Linked DNA regions of Homo sapiens: all the other regions are linked to region 1. The links are chromatin contacts, found by Hi-C or POLR2A ChIA-PET in ENCODE. All regions are on one chromosome and are shown on one strand. Each heading gives the region's core, a stretch centred on a gene start or an enhancer-like site at or near the end of the contact. The rest is flanking DNA. Distances are from core to core; before and after follow the strand shown.

Evidence for each region. A loop is a pair of places that touch in the nucleus more often than their neighbours do. ChIA-PET counts read pairs that join two places held with the same protein, here RNA polymerase II (POLR2A). Pooled maps may share reads with other maps.
Region 2: a loop to region 1 is called in a map of CD8-positive, alpha-beta T cell, with 7 times the contacts of the local background. The contact joins the promoter of GRWD1 here to the promoter of LIG1 in region 1. A Hi-C loop is called at or near these places in 2 of 168 maps with a recorded cell type or tissue (CD8-positive, alpha-beta T cell and naive thymus-derived CD4-positive, alpha-beta T cell), 4 of 37 single-sample maps with no recorded cell type and 12 of 50 pooled maps. POLR2A ChIA-PET finds 5 or more read pairs at or near these places in 2 of 52 experiments (both WTC11).
Region 3: a loop to region 1 is called in a map with no recorded cell type, with 18 times the contacts of the local background. The contact joins the promoter of NOP53 here to the promoter of LIG1 in region 1. A Hi-C loop is called at or near these places in 3 of 37 single-sample maps with no recorded cell type and 10 of 50 pooled maps. POLR2A ChIA-PET finds 5 or more read pairs at or near these places in 1 of 52 experiments (WTC11).
Region 4: a loop to region 1 is called in a map of naive thymus-derived CD4-positive, alpha-beta T cell, with 21 times the contacts of the local background. The contact joins the promoter of CYTH2 here to the promoter of LIG1 in region 1. A Hi-C loop is called at or near these places in 1 of 168 maps with a recorded cell type or tissue (naive thymus-derived CD4-positive, alpha-beta T cell), 3 of 37 single-sample maps with no recorded cell type and 13 of 50 pooled maps. POLR2A ChIA-PET finds 5 or more read pairs at or near these places in 2 of 52 experiments (WTC11 and activated CD4-positive, alpha-beta T cell).

What each region holds. Positions count from the first base shown.
Region 1 is chr19:48,168,855-48,172,079 of GRCh38, reverse strand. LIG1 (DNA ligase 1) reads left to right here and starts at 1,736. Exons shown (of 28, transcript NM_000234.3): 1 at 1,736-1,839. It overlaps ZSWIM9 (zinc finger SWIM-type containing 9), which reads right to left and starts at 1,400. Exons shown (of 4, transcript NM_199341.4): 1 at 1,366-1,400; 2 at 3-286. The coding sequence starts at 277. RefSeq lists silencers at 1,208-1,347, 2,148-2,197, 2,228-2,297 and an enhancer at 1,595-2,254.
Region 2 is chr19:48,444,228-48,447,592 of GRCh38, reverse strand. GRWD1 (glutamate rich WD repeat containing 1) reads right to left here and starts at 1,610. Exons shown (of 7, transcript NM_031485.4): 1 at 1,401-1,610; 2 at 1,091-1,208; 3 at 750-912. The coding sequence starts at 1,587. GRIN2D (glutamate ionotropic receptor NMDA type subunit 2D) reads right to left here. Exons shown (of 14, transcript NM_000836.4): 14 at 2,662-3,365. RefSeq lists enhancers at 1,530-1,619, 1,780-1,859, 3,032-3,365.
Region 3 is chr19:47,743,609-47,746,897 of GRCh38, reverse strand. NOP53 (NOP53 ribosome biogenesis factor) reads right to left here and starts at 1,352. Exons shown (of 13, transcript NM_015710.5): 1 at 1,115-1,352. The coding sequence starts at 1,338. RefSeq lists enhancers at 159-659, 1,080-1,469 and a silencer at 3,034-3,143.
Region 4 is chr19:48,467,965-48,471,526 of GRCh38, reverse strand. CYTH2 (cytohesin 2) reads right to left here and starts at 2,158. Exons shown (of 12, transcript NM_004228.7): 1 at 2,001-2,158; 2 at 1,027-1,174; 3 at 858-924. The coding sequence starts at 2,019. LOC105372430 (a long non-coding RNA gene) reads left to right here and starts at 1,994. Exons shown (of 3, transcript NR_186576.1): 1 at 1,994-2,516. RefSeq lists a silencer at 1,953-2,142 and enhancers at 1,506-2,499, 2,693-2,852, 2,557-3,057.

The DNA.
Region 1 (3,225 bases), core at 487-2,986:
ACCCCACGGCGGGCCGGCTGGGCGCACGCACGTCCTTGCACACAAGCCGCACGTAGCTGTACTTGAGCACGTCGATGAGCGTGTAGAGCGGGGGCGCACTGGCCCAGCGGCAGCGCGCCAGGTGCATGGAGCTCTTGACGAAGAAGAGCGCCAGCCGCTGCTGGCACCACGCGTCGAAGAAGCGGCTGAACTCGGCCCACGAGAAGAAGGCCCGCTCCCGCAGCTCCTGCTCCTCCTGCCCCGCAGCCGTGCCGGGTGGGGGCTCCGGCCGCTCCATCCTGGGGGCCTGCGTGGAGGAGGGGAGAACAGGTGGATATCAGACCCATTCCCACCCGGGGTATCTCATCTACTCCATTCTTGGCCTGCCCCGTCGGTTGCTGGTGCCTCTATCGAGGTGGGTAGCCCGGGGTCGGACGTGCCTGTTTTTCTCCAAATATATAAATATCAACCTCCATCCTATCTTTGGCCTCCTCCCACCGCCTTATCCCTGGTTCACTTGGAGCCTGTCATCTTGATTCCTAATTCCAACTCGTCTCCTCCTCCGCAGATGTGACCCTTAGGTACAGTTGGAATCTCTCCTCCCAAAATACGACCCTTAAGCTCAGATGTCCCTTAAGGACATCTCCTCAAATGTGTTCTCAAATTCCAGCTAAAACCTCCTCCCCTTCCAGCTGTGTCTCTCACCCAAGAGTAACTTCTAACTCTCGTATTCATCTGGAACTCCTCCTTCCATGTGCCAACAGTTGGCTGTAACCCCTCCAAAGACGCTCCATCTCCAGATGTGCTCCCACATCCAGGCCACGGACCCCTCACCCGGTCACATGCTTCATGCACCTGTGGCTCCGCACTCCCCAGATGTGCCTCTGGCGTGCAGCTGTTGCCCCTTCCCCCGATTATGACCCTATGGCTCGCCACATGCAGCTGTAGCTGGGGCTTCCCTGAGACACTCTCATCTCCAGATGTACTCCCCACATGCAGTTATCCACGCTTCGCCTACAGGTGTGTGCCCCACTTGTGGCTAGTTCTCCTCGGAAGTGTCACCAGTATTCACCTGTGGTCCCCTCCTCCTCAGATGCGGCCCCCAGTCCAGCTGTGGGCCCCTCCTCCCAGTTACATCCACCATCCCCCGCAATATGCATCTTCGTTCTAGACATGGCCCCTCGTCCTCGGATGGGCTCCTTCACCCCAGATGCTCCCCCCACGTCCAGCTGCGCGTCTCCCCTCGAGCAGCCCCATCCAGCCCGCTCCCGACCCTCCTACTCCCCCCCTCCCCGCCCGCTGCGGCACCTTCCAGCCCCGCCGTCCCACCTAGCTGTGCCTCTCCCCTCCCCAAGATGTGCACCCTTCCCGCCCCTCCCCACTCACCTACCCGCCCCGGAGCGGCGTCCACCTCCCACAATGCCCCGCGCCCAGGCCTGGCCCGGCCCTTGCTCCCGGGATGCCCCGCGCGGTCTCCCGCCTCTCTTCCCGCCGTGCCTCGCGGGGGCGCTTCCACCGATTCCTCCTCTTTCCCTGCCAGTCACTCCTCAGACCCTCAGCCACACCCGCTCATCCAGGGCGAGGGAAAGCGCGGGCATTTTCCCAGTGTGCTCTGCGGGAGGGCTCGCCCCACTTCACCCCTTTTCCCGCCCTCCTCCCATTCGGGAGACTACGACTCCCAGTGTCCTCCGCGCGACGGCGGCGGTGCGGACGGTGCCCAGGTCCCGCCCCTAGGCTCTGCCCCGCCCCCGCCCGCAGACGTCTGCGCGCGAATGCCGTGGCGCGAACTTGGGACTGCAGAGGCGCGCCTGGCGGATCTGAGTGTGTTGCCCGGGCAGCGGCGCGCGGGACCAACGCAAGGCAAGTGGGGCCGTCCGCAAGCAGATGGGAGGCGGAGGGCGGCGGGTGCGCCGAATGCTTGGGGCCTATGCTTCGCCATGTCGGGGTGTCTGCAGAGGAGTGGGCGTGGGGACGCTGAGGCTGCCGAGAGCGCGGTGGAGACGGAAGAGCGCGGGCTGCGGGCCGCCGGAGAGTGCAGAGAGGTGTCTCCCAGAGGGAGGGGGGCCAGGTAGAGGGTAGACGAGAGACAGAGACAGTTGGACAGGTCCTCTGAGAAGAGGCCTTGAGGTGCGAGTTCACCTGGAAAGGGGAGAGGCCAAATGGAACTGAGGGGCGGGGCCGGGGGGGGGAAAACTGTGTGGGCGGGGCCAGCTGGAAATCGGAAGGCCCCCCGAGGGGGCGGGGCTATCTGGGAGGGGGAGGGGCTGAAGGGAGCTAAGGGGCGGGGCCGGGGAAAAGATTGCGTGTGGGCGGGGCCACCTGGAAGGGGGAGGTGCCAAGGGTGGGGCTGGCTGGGAACCGGAAGTGCTGAGGGGGCGGGGGCCACCTGGAAGTGCTGAGGGGGCGGGGCTAGAAGAAGGTAAATCGCGGGCAGCAGCATCACCTGGAAGGAGTGGGCCCTACTGGAGGGAGATGGGTGGTGTCAGGGAGAGGTCAGTGGTAAGGTCCAGGTCTAGGTAAAGGGCTCGTAAAAGATGGAGAATCATCTGAATGGGGAGACGTCTGGCCTAATGTATGCTTGATAAAGGGATGGAGCTTACCTCTTGTTTTTACTTTTTATTTTGAAATAATTATAGATTCAAGGAAGTTGTGAAAAGAGTATATCCATCTTCCCCTAATGGTGACATCTTATGTAGTCCCAATATCGAAACCAGGAAATTGACATCAATACAGTTCTGTTAACTAGATTACAGACCTTGTTCAGTTTTCACCAGTTTGTGTGGTGTGAGTGTGATTGTGCATCTGTGTGCCCGTGCAGCTTGATTCCTTGTATAGATTTGTGTAACCCCCATCGTAATTGTGATATAGAACAGTTCCCTCTCCACATAAGAACTCCTCCCCAGGCCCCTGGCAACCGCTAATGTGTTCACCATCTCTAGTTTTGTCATTCGGAGATTGTTATGTAAATGGAATCATATATTATTAGGATGTTACCTTTTTTCTACTCTGCACAATGCCCTGGAGGTCCACCCAAGTTGTTGCTTGTATCAGTGCTTCGTTTCTTTTTATTACTGAGTACTGTTTCATCCTTACTTGATATTTTTCCTGTCATTATCTCTTCATTTTGGTAACCGCTTTATTGAGATATAATTCACAATTATACAGTTTGCCCATTTAAAGTGTACAATTTTGCCCATTTAAAATGTACAAGTCAGCGGTTTTCAGTGTATTTAAAGTGTATTTCAG
Region 2 (3,365 bases), core at 361-2,860, 280 kb before region 1:
CCAGCCTAGCCAACAAGGCGAAACCTTGTCTCTACTAAAAATACAAAAAATTGGCCAGATGCGGTGGCTCACGCCTGTAATCTCAGCACTTTGGGAAGCCGAGGCAGGCGGATCACGAGGTCAGGAGTTCACCACCAGCCTGATCAACATTGTGAAACCCCGTCCCTACTAAGAATACAAAAATTAGCCGGGCGTGGTGGCGCGCACCTGTAATCTCAGCTACTTGGCTGAGGCAGGAGAATCGCTTGAACCTGGGAGGCAGAGGTTGCAGTGAGCTGAGATCATGCCATTGCCCTCCAGTCTAAGCGACAGAGCAAGACTTCATCTCAAAAAAAAACCAAAAAACAAAAAATTAGAAGGGCCTGGTGGCAGGCGCCTATAGCCCCAGCTACTTGGGAGGCTGAGGCAGGAGAATCCCTTGAACCTGGGAAGGGGAGGTTGCAGTGAGCCAAGATCGCACCACTGCACTCCAGCCTGGACAACAGAGCGAGACTCCATCTCAAAAAAAAAAAAAAAAAAAATGGGCCAGGCACGGTGGCTCACGCTTGTAATCCCAGCACTTTGGGAGGCAGAGGTTGCAGTGAGCCGAGGCTGCGCCACTGCACTCCAGCCTGGGTGACAGAGCGAGACTACGTCTCAAAAAAAAAAAAAAAAAAAAGAACATGAGGAGGTGTTGGGAGTTATGGACACAGGGGATGGGTCAGATGTGTTTCAGAGTATGCAGAGCAGGCTCCTGGGACCATACTTACCCGAACTCGGTTGATGCCACCATAGTGGGGCACCATGGCCAGCTCCAGCTGAGGTTTCCGCTCTTCTTCATCCTCTTCATCTTCCTCCTCTTCTTCTTCATCACTGCCCTCTGAGGGTGGGGGCTTTGTCCCATGCAGATTGTGCATCCGAAGCATCATCAGTCTGGGAGAAATTGTGGGGTGAGTTAGGCACTAGATTCCAGGATTCTTAGGAAGGAGAGAGGCTGGAAACCCAGACTCCTGGATCTGCGAGAGGCAGAAACTGGAAGCCCTAACTCCTGGGTGCTGAGGAAGGGGCTGGAAACTGAGCCTCCTGGTCCTGGAAAAGCCTCGGGTCTTACCTGTTGCTCTGGGCGCTCTCAGCCTGGGTCCCAGCACACAAGTAAAGTGTAAGAGGAAGCTCTGTCCGGTTGTCTCCCAGGTGATCCCGGACTATGTCAAAGCTGAGACAGGGGGCGCCTGGGGATGGAAGGCGGGGTTTACGAGTTAAGACGGGACAGTAAGAGCTCAGTCCCCACCTCCCTCATGGATCAACCGCCTCCGGTATGAAATCACTTCTCTTAGACCCCAGCCTTCTCTTCCCGAGCACCTCTCAGGTTAAAGGCTCGGGATCAGCCACCTCAGGACCCTGGAGTCCGGACTCAGCCCTACCAGTCTGCGCTCGGTGGTAGAGCACATAGGCCTCCTCGTCCATGACCAGCTCCTCCCCTTCGCGTAGCGGCGGCCCCCGGCCGGGCAGGTAGACCTGGGCCGGGCCCTCGGAACTTGTGTCGCCGGACTCGGCTTCCATGGGTTCCCCGGTTTCACACGTGCGCCGCCGACCCTTGCGCGCCGCCATCTTCGAACCCTCTCGCTGCTGACACCCGGTAAGAGCGTCACTTCCGGGTTTCGCTTTCCGCCTAATGAGATCCGCCCTACTGCGCGGTTACCTTGGAAACTCCTGGGACCGCTAATCGGAGAGGGTGCGGAAACGCTGGAGGAGAACTCAGGTAATGGCGCCAGCGAAAGAAGCCTGCGGATACGGAGAAACTGCATCTTCGCGTGACTTTGGGCGCTGTTCCTCGCGGTAGTGGCAAGGCCTTCTGGGAGTTGTAGTTCTACGGGAGGCTTGTTTTCCCCATTGTCCAGTTTGATTCCGAGAGCGTTCTTTCCAGTTAATTAATTATTCATATATGCAAATTTGCTCTTTCACTGGCAAGGAGACTGAGTTTCTACTCCCCGAGGACCCATAAGGCCGGTTTCTTTTCCTCTCTCTGTTGTGATGGCTTTCATTTGTTTCAAAAATGCTTTCTTGTAGACAGGATGGATATTATCTGTAAGTTAGGCGGTTCAATCTACCCTCTAGGGGCAGTCAATTGCCTAACCAGACATTCACATTTCAGCTCTGGTCAGCGAGCACTTAATCAGAAAGTCCACCCTCTGGAGGCAGCTATTACAAGTGCTTCGTCTCTCTTTATCGCCCATCAGCACCAGCGGTTTGGCTAATTGACATAATGAAATGTTAGAAATAGATTCTCATTGGTGAGATTAACAGCATTCAAGATAATGCGGATTGGCTGGGATATGTCAGACACTCTCCTAGCTTGCATGAACAGGATATTGAGAATGTAGCAAGCCTTGGTACCTATAGCCATAGGAAATAAAACCATACCTTTGATCTTAATATGTTTTGTCTCCGGGATCTATCTCACCACTCTCTTGGGGTCTCTTATCTGCCCCAGTACCCTCTCGACTTTCTTTTCAGGGTCTCTTCCCACCTCCTCTTTCTTGGTCTTTGTCTCCCCAGGCACCTCCTTTCAGAGTCTCTGTTCTCTCTCTAATTCTGTCTCCTCTTCCCCTGTGGGACTTTTGTGTTTCTGTTTCCTCCAGAGAATTTGAGGGGGGCTAACAGATACGGAGCTTAGGCTTGGACTGAGGAGGCATAAAAACATGGTTTATTCCAAACACTGCAATGTGGAATAAGAGAGTGGGAAGGGAAGTTGGTGGAGAAGTGTGGACTCCCAGACCCTCCCCTCCGCAACCCAGCCCCAGACCCGGCTGGAGATCTGGGCAGAGGAGGCTTTTTGGAGGTCTGCTGGGTCATCACTGAAGGGTCGCAAATAAGGGTTGGATTTGGAGAGGATGTGCTTGGTGGCAAGTGGGGTGGTCCGGAGGTGCGGCAGGGTGGGAAGTTTTGGCTTCAGGGAGGTTGGGTTCATCGCGGTGCAAGGGAAGGCGGGGCTTCCGTTGGGGACGTGTCCTAGGTCAGAGTAGGGAAAAGCGACCGAGGGTGGAAGAGGAGGAGGGGGTGTCACGGTTTGATGTCAAGGGTCACAGTCTGGTCGGGGCACAGTCTGGGGTTCGGGTCACAGTTTGGGGTCAGGGGTCACAGTCTGGAGTCGGATGACCATTTTAGGAGTCGGATGTCACAGTCTGGGTCAGGGGTTTCTGTGTGGCGGGGCCAAGGTCTGGGGTCACAGTTTGGCGAACGCGTCTCACAGTTTTGAGTCCCAATGGATGAAAGGTTAAAAACGGGCTTCCCCGGAGGCGCGGCTGGGGCCGGGGAGCTGCACAGTGATGTGGGGGCCACGGCCCCGGGCGTGGAGGTGGGACGCGGGAGTGGCGTGAACCCCCCAC
Region 3 (3,289 bases), core at 103-2,602, 420 kb after region 1:
AGCCTTCATCTTCCGCTTAGTCAAGTCCCGCCACCGGACTCTTCCAGGCTAAGGCTTCGCCCAGCAGTTTACAGAACTTAGTATTTAGGAAGGACTGCCAGGCGCAGTGGCTCACGCCTGTAATCCCAGCACTTTGGGAGGCCCAGGCGGGTGGCTCACCTGAGGTCAGGAGTTCAAGAGCAGCCTGGCCAACATGGTGAAACCCTGCCTTTACTAAAAATACAAAAATTAGGCTGGGTGTGGTGGCTCACACCTGTAATCTTAGCACCTTAGGGGGCCGGGGCGGGTGGATCACCTAAGGTCAGGAGTTCAAGACCAGCCTGGCCTGTAACATGGCAAAACCCTGTCTCTACTAAAAATACAAAAATTAGCCGGACGTGGTGGTGCATGCCTGTAATCCCAGCTACTTGGGAGGCTGAAGCAGGAGAATCACTTGAACCCAGGAGGCAGAGGTTGCAGTGAGCCGAGATCGTGCCATTGCACTCCAGCCTGGACTACAGAGAAAGACTCCGTCTCAAAAAAAAAAGAAAAAAGAAAAGAAAAGAAAAATAGCCGAGCGTGGTGGCGCCCGCCTGTAATCCCAGCTACTAAGGAGCTGAGGCAGGAGAATCGCTTGAGCCTGGGAGGCGGAGGTTGCGGTGAGCTGAGATCGCGCCTACTCCAGCCTGGGCGATAGAGCGAGACTCCGTCTGAAAAACATATATATATACATATATATACACACACACATATACACATATATATATACACACATATACACATATATATACACACACATATATACATACACACACACACATATTTAGAAAACAGCAAGCTAAGGTGGATGCATGGAACGTATTTATGCTAAAAATTATTCATTGTTTACCTAAAATCCAAATTTAATTGAGCGTCCTGTATATTTATCTGCTAAATCTGGTAACTCTATCAAGCTCTCCAGCTTCCCATGCTGAGTCCCCTGCCCATGCTCTCCATTTCCTCGGCGGTCCCCGGGACAGGAGCCCCCAACCCCCGACCCCCGACCCCCGACCCCCGACGAGTCCACGCAAGCACGCCTGGCCTTGCACCTGGGCGCAGGAACCGTCCCACCTCCCGGAAGTCCCGCCCAACGTACCCGCTCGTGCGCTCCTGTAGCCGCACGTCTTCCAGGAACTGGTCAACCTCCAGCCCCAGCGGCTCCTGAGCAAGCCGCCGCCAGCCCCGCTTCTTATTTCTTGGGCCTCGCCGCCGCCGCCTCAGCGCTGGGTCCACCGAAGTGGGCCGCAGCCCCAGGAAACCAGAATCGGCATCGCTTTTCGAGCTGCGCTTCCCACCAACGCCACTGCCTCCTGCCGCCATCTTGTCAAAGGAAGAACTCAGCCACTGGCGTCCCAAAAAGCCCCTTTGCAGCGTGCGCGCGCAGATTTCCCACCCTCTTCCGTGACGTACTTCCTGTGGCAGCCATATTTATAAAGTGACTGGAGTTGCCAGGAGGCTGCCATCTTGGTAAAGGATAAATGGCTCCTCCTTCCTCCATTCTTTACAGCGGGATCTGAAGATTCCTAACGGCGGCGGGTGGTAGGAAAGAGACGGGAAGGTTGCAGGTTCTTAGCTTTCGCCCTTAAGCGAACACCTTTCCCGGCCGCCTGGGGTCTTTGCTCAAACTGATTTTTTTCTTTAATAGATAAGGTCTCACTTTGTTGCCCCCAGGCTGGAGTGCAGTGGAAGGGTAATGGCTCACTGCAGCCTCCAACTCCTAAGCTCAGGGATTCTCCTACCTCAGCCTCCCGAGTAGCTGCGACCACAGAAGGGTGCATCCGCACCTGGCTAATTTTTTATTTTTATTTTTTGTAGAAATGGAGCCTCCCCATGTTGCCCAGGCTGGTCTCAAACATCTGGTTTCAAGTGATCCTCCTTCCTAGGCCTCCCAAAGCGCTGGGATTACAGGCTCACACCACCACTCCCGGTCCAAACTGATGTGTGTGTGTTTTTTTTTAAGAGACAAAGGTCTCACTATGTTGTCCAGGCTGGTCTTGAACCCCTGGGCTCAAGTGATTCTCCCTCCTCAGCCTCCGAAAATGCTAGGATTACAGATGTGAGCCACCATGCTCGGCCTGATTATTTTTTAATCTCGTTTTCTTAGAAAGTCAGAACCGTCAGTGGCAGATTCCGCACAACACACATTCCAATCTCAGAAGTTTTGTCCTCTCAAATGTTCCAATCCTAGGATCTTAGAAATCAAGTAACTTTCGGAATATCAAAGTTGGAAGCACAGAACATTAGAGGAATGTTAGAAACATACACTTTTAGGACCCTAGAAGTGCAGACTCAGAATCATTCATCTTGAGCGGGCTACTTCACTGTGCCTCAGTTTCCTCATCTGTAAAATAAAGATGATAACAGTACATCTGCGTCATAAGTCATGCAGAAGATTAAACATATGTAAAGCGCTTAAGGCTGCGTCTGGCATCTGAGTGTTAGCTATTGTTACTGCCTTGCCCTCTGAGGCTTCATCTTAGAATCAACTCATCTTTGTCATTTACAAATAAGGAAGGAAGCTCAGAGGCTCTTGGGCCCTGGCAGCCATTCAAAGGGATCCATGGCAGGGCGTGGTGATTCACGCCTCTAATCCCAGCACTTTGGGAGGCCGATGCAGGAGGATCGCTTGAGCCCAGGAATTCAAGACCAGCCTGGGCAACATAGTGAGATCCTGTGTCTGCCAAAAATTTAAAAATTAGCCAGGCGTGATGGTGTGCGCCTGTAGTCCCAGGTACTCGGGAGGCTGAGGTGGGAGGATCGCTTGAGCCCAGGAGTTGGAGGGTGCAGTGAGCCGTGATTGCACCATTGCACTCCAGCCTGGGTGACAGAGCAAGACCCTGTCTCAAAAACAAAACAATCAAATCAAAGGAATCCAGGCCTCATAAAAGCCACTCTGGACTCATAAAGGAAAAAGGCACAGAGAGGGCAGGCGACACACGCATGGTCACACAGCGAAATTCAACTGGATCCTTGCGCAGAGCGTTGGAAAGGTGACAGGCCCTAAAGGTGACAGGCCCTGGATCGCAGCCCCGAGACCTGAGCGCCGAATCACCTGGGCAGGGATTTTGGCGACCACAGCCTATCTGTTTTCTGAGCGTCCGCCAGGGGGCGCCGCGAGCCGCGAAACTGGGCCCGCGTGGGCGGGATGAGTGCGCGGCCAGCGTGTCCCGGGACGCCGTGGGTGTGGCCTGGATGTGAGTGCGCGGGACTCGGCGCGCACGGTGCGCTGCCCAGCTCTGGCCAAGAGTCCCCGGTGCGTGAGCGCGCGCAC
Region 4 (3,562 bases), core at 909-3,408, 300 kb before region 1:
TCCCCAGCATTGCCCTACACAGGATCAGACTCTTGAGAGGCCTCAGAAAATGGGTGTTAAATGAGTATGTGAACAGGCCAGGCACGGTGGCTCATGCCTGTAATCCCAACACTTTGGGAGGCTGAGGCGGGCGGATCACCTGACGTCAGGAGTTTGGAAGCAGCCTGGCCAACATGGTGAAACCCCATCTGTACTAAAAATACAAAAATTAGCTGGGCATGGTGGTGGGAGCCTGTAAGCCCAGCTACTTGGGAGGCTGAGGCAGGAGAATCGCAGGAGGCGGAGGTTAGTGAGCCGAGATCACATCGCTGCACTCCAGCCTGGGTGATAGAGCAAGACTCTGTCTCACACACACACACAAAGAGTAGGTGAACAAAAGCCTTTCCTCCACCTGGTGAACACCTACTCATCCTTCAAACCCGACCTGAATGTCTCCTCCTCAAGGAAGCCCTCCCTGACTCCACCAGCCTGCCTCCTCCAGAGGTCCACTACCCTGATACCTTCCTCCGTCACGGCACCTTTGTGGGAGAGAGGTCAACTCTCCTTTGTGCATGTCACTTTGTCCACAGCCCCTACAAGACTCGAGCTCATCTTGGGACCAGAAATGCGCCCATACAAGTAGAAAGTGGAAGACGACCTTCCAGGCAGGGGACAAAACAGTCAGGAGGGCTGGAACACTTGGTCAGTGTTCAGTGTTCAGAAAACAAATGGACAGCCAGTATCTGAATCCAGGGATTAGGACCAAGTCTGTCCACCTAGAATAGACCCGGCACCATCACGCTTCTGGAACCCGGAGGTGCCAGAAGCCCCTGCCTGGATGTTTGCCCAGCTGATCCCAGTCCTGTGGCCCCAAGCACCTTCTTGGGGTCCATGTTGAACTTCTTCCTGCCCATTGCCATCTTCCGGTTCCGTTGCAAGGTCTTACTGCAGGAGCAGAGAGCAGGGTTGGGGGTGGAGGGTCAATGCCTGGGCATCCCTGGCCTCAGCCAACCCCACGCCCCCTAGGTCATCCGCCCCAGCCCTCACCTGCCCTCATTGGCCTCCAGCCCCTCCACCTCGCTCATGGCTTCACTGAGCTCCTCCCGCAGGCGCTGAATCTCCACCAGCAGCTCCTGCTTCCGCCGCCGGATGTTCTCCAGCTCCATCCGCTCCTCCGGAGTCAGGTCTGGGGGTTCTAGGGATCGGGGTCAAGGTTTAAAAGTCAGTGCTAGGGGCCGTGAGCCTGAATTCCTGCAATCTGGGGGCGGACAGAGCTGGGAGAGGATGTGTAAGGGGCTTCCTATGTCTGCACAGAAGAATGGGCTGGGGGCCTGGATTCCTCCCTGCAGAGGAGAAAGAGCTGGGGCTCTAAACTCTTGAGTCCTGGGGGACAAGGGGAATTGGGGCCCGGATTCCTGAGTCTGAGGGAGAAGGGGAATGGGTGCCTGAGCTCTTAGATCTGAGGGAAGAAAGGGCTGGGGGCCTCGGCTTCTAGGTCCATTACTTGGAAGGGGACTGAGGCCTTGGTTTTCTGACTCCATTACTGGCGAGGTAGCTGGGGACCTGGTTATCCGGACTACTGGGTCCATGAAAAGTCACTACAGCCGGGGGAACTGATGACAGCTCAGGAGAGTTGGGAAGGTGGGGCGGGACATCGAAGGCCCCCGCCCCCCAAGATTTCTCCCCTCCCCGCAACCCAAGCGCCCCTCCCCGGCCCCGGCAGGCGCTGGGCTCGCCCGCCCCTCCAGCGGGAATGGTTCCGCCCCGGCCTCGCCTCCACCACTCCATCCCGCCCCTCCCGCCGCCACCGGAAACAGGCTCAGCCCAAACAATGGCCTGGAACGCCCGGCTTTCGGGCCCCGCCGGAAGCCCGTCCAGCGCCCAACAAAAGCGGCGCGACAAGTCTACGACTGAGCCGAACGCTTCTGGGCGCCGCGCGCCAGGGGGAAACGTTCGCGGCGGAACGTTCAGGAGAAAACGCTCCAGCAACTCCCAGCCGACCCCGCCCCTCCCCGACCTACCATAGACGCCGTCCTCCATGGCGGCTAGGAAGGCCCGCGGGGAATCCGGGGCGGTCCCGCCAGTCGGGCCTGGATCCGCGTTGGCCCGCGGGCTCGGGTGAGCCCGCTCAAACGCCCCGGGAGCCACCGCCGCCTCCTCAGCGCCAGTCCTCAGCGCTGAAAAGACTCTTCCCTTCGTCGCCCAACCGCCCCTTCAGTAGGGACCGCCCCTCTTTTTGACACTGTCCAATCCACAGTGGGCGCTTTCGTCCTCCCCGCCCTCGCCACCAAAGGATCGTTCTCCAGGGCCAACAGTCGTACAAAAAGCCGGTGTAGGTATGTCCGGCCAGAGGTAGACGGCCCGCGGGGCCAATCGGAGTGCAGGCAGGGCAGCAGGCCCCGCCTCCGAAACAACAGAAAGCACTTGACAGGCTTGCTCTCCAATGAGAAGCCCCGGAAAAGTGTCGCGCGGAGGCGGAGCCACGCGGTACAGCCACCTCTGCGCCTGCTCAAAGGCCCTGGACACTTGGAGTCTAGGTAAACCGAGCCCCGCCTCCGATAATACGTTGCTAGGGGGCGGTACTTTGTTAGTCTTGTTGCTAGGAGGCGGGGCTAGAACTGGCTTGTTTCCGTAAGCCACACCTCCTAGCAGGCCATGCTGGCTTCTGACCGCAAAGGTTGCCATGCAACCGGGAGCGGCTTTAGGCCTCCTTTTCTTTTGCATTTCTTCTCCGCGTATTTCCCCTCCTCTCAGCCCCTTCTTACCGCCGAACTCCTTCTTTATCACCATCTATGCCCTCCCCATCCCCCTCAGCCTCTTCGGAGTCGTGGAGTGGTGAAACAAAAGACTTCTTCGTTTTTTCTTTTTTTTTTTTTTTTGAGACAGAGTCTTGCTCTGTCGCCCAAGCTGGAGTGCAGTTGCGCGATCTCGGTTCACTGCAACCTCCGCCTCCCGGGTTCAAGCAATTCTCCTGCCTCAGCCTCCCGAGTAGCTGGGATTACAGGGTTGCACCATGATGGTGCATGCCTGGCTATTTTTTGTATTTTTAATAGAGACGGGCGTTTCACCATGTTGGCCAAGCTGGTCTCGAACTCCTGACCTCATGATCCGCCCACCTTGGCCCTCCAAAGTGCTGGGGTTACAGGCGTGAGCCACCGCGCCTGGCCAAGATTTACTTTTTTCTAAATGCTATGCTATTTGGTATCGGTCATGGGGAATGGAACAGGGGAAGGTGAAATTTAGTGAAAGCACAGGCTCGGCCTTCCTGGCACCTTCTGCCGCTCAGACTCCTCCCTCATTTCTCCAAACTCCTTCCTTTAGCTTAGCATCCTCCTAAGACTCCTCCCTTCCCCAAGCATCCTCCTGCTAAGACAACTCCCCTTTCCTCAGCATCCTCCCACCTCTCTGATTCCTTCTCCCATCTCAGAGGCCTTTTTTCCTCTCTGGCTCCCCTCACGTCACGGTCCCCCTTGTCCTCTCATACTCTTGCCCTTTTTTTTTTTTTTTTTTTTTTTGAGACAGAGTTTTGCTCTTTTGCCCAGTCTGGAATGAACTGGCATGATCTCAGCTCACTGCAACCTCC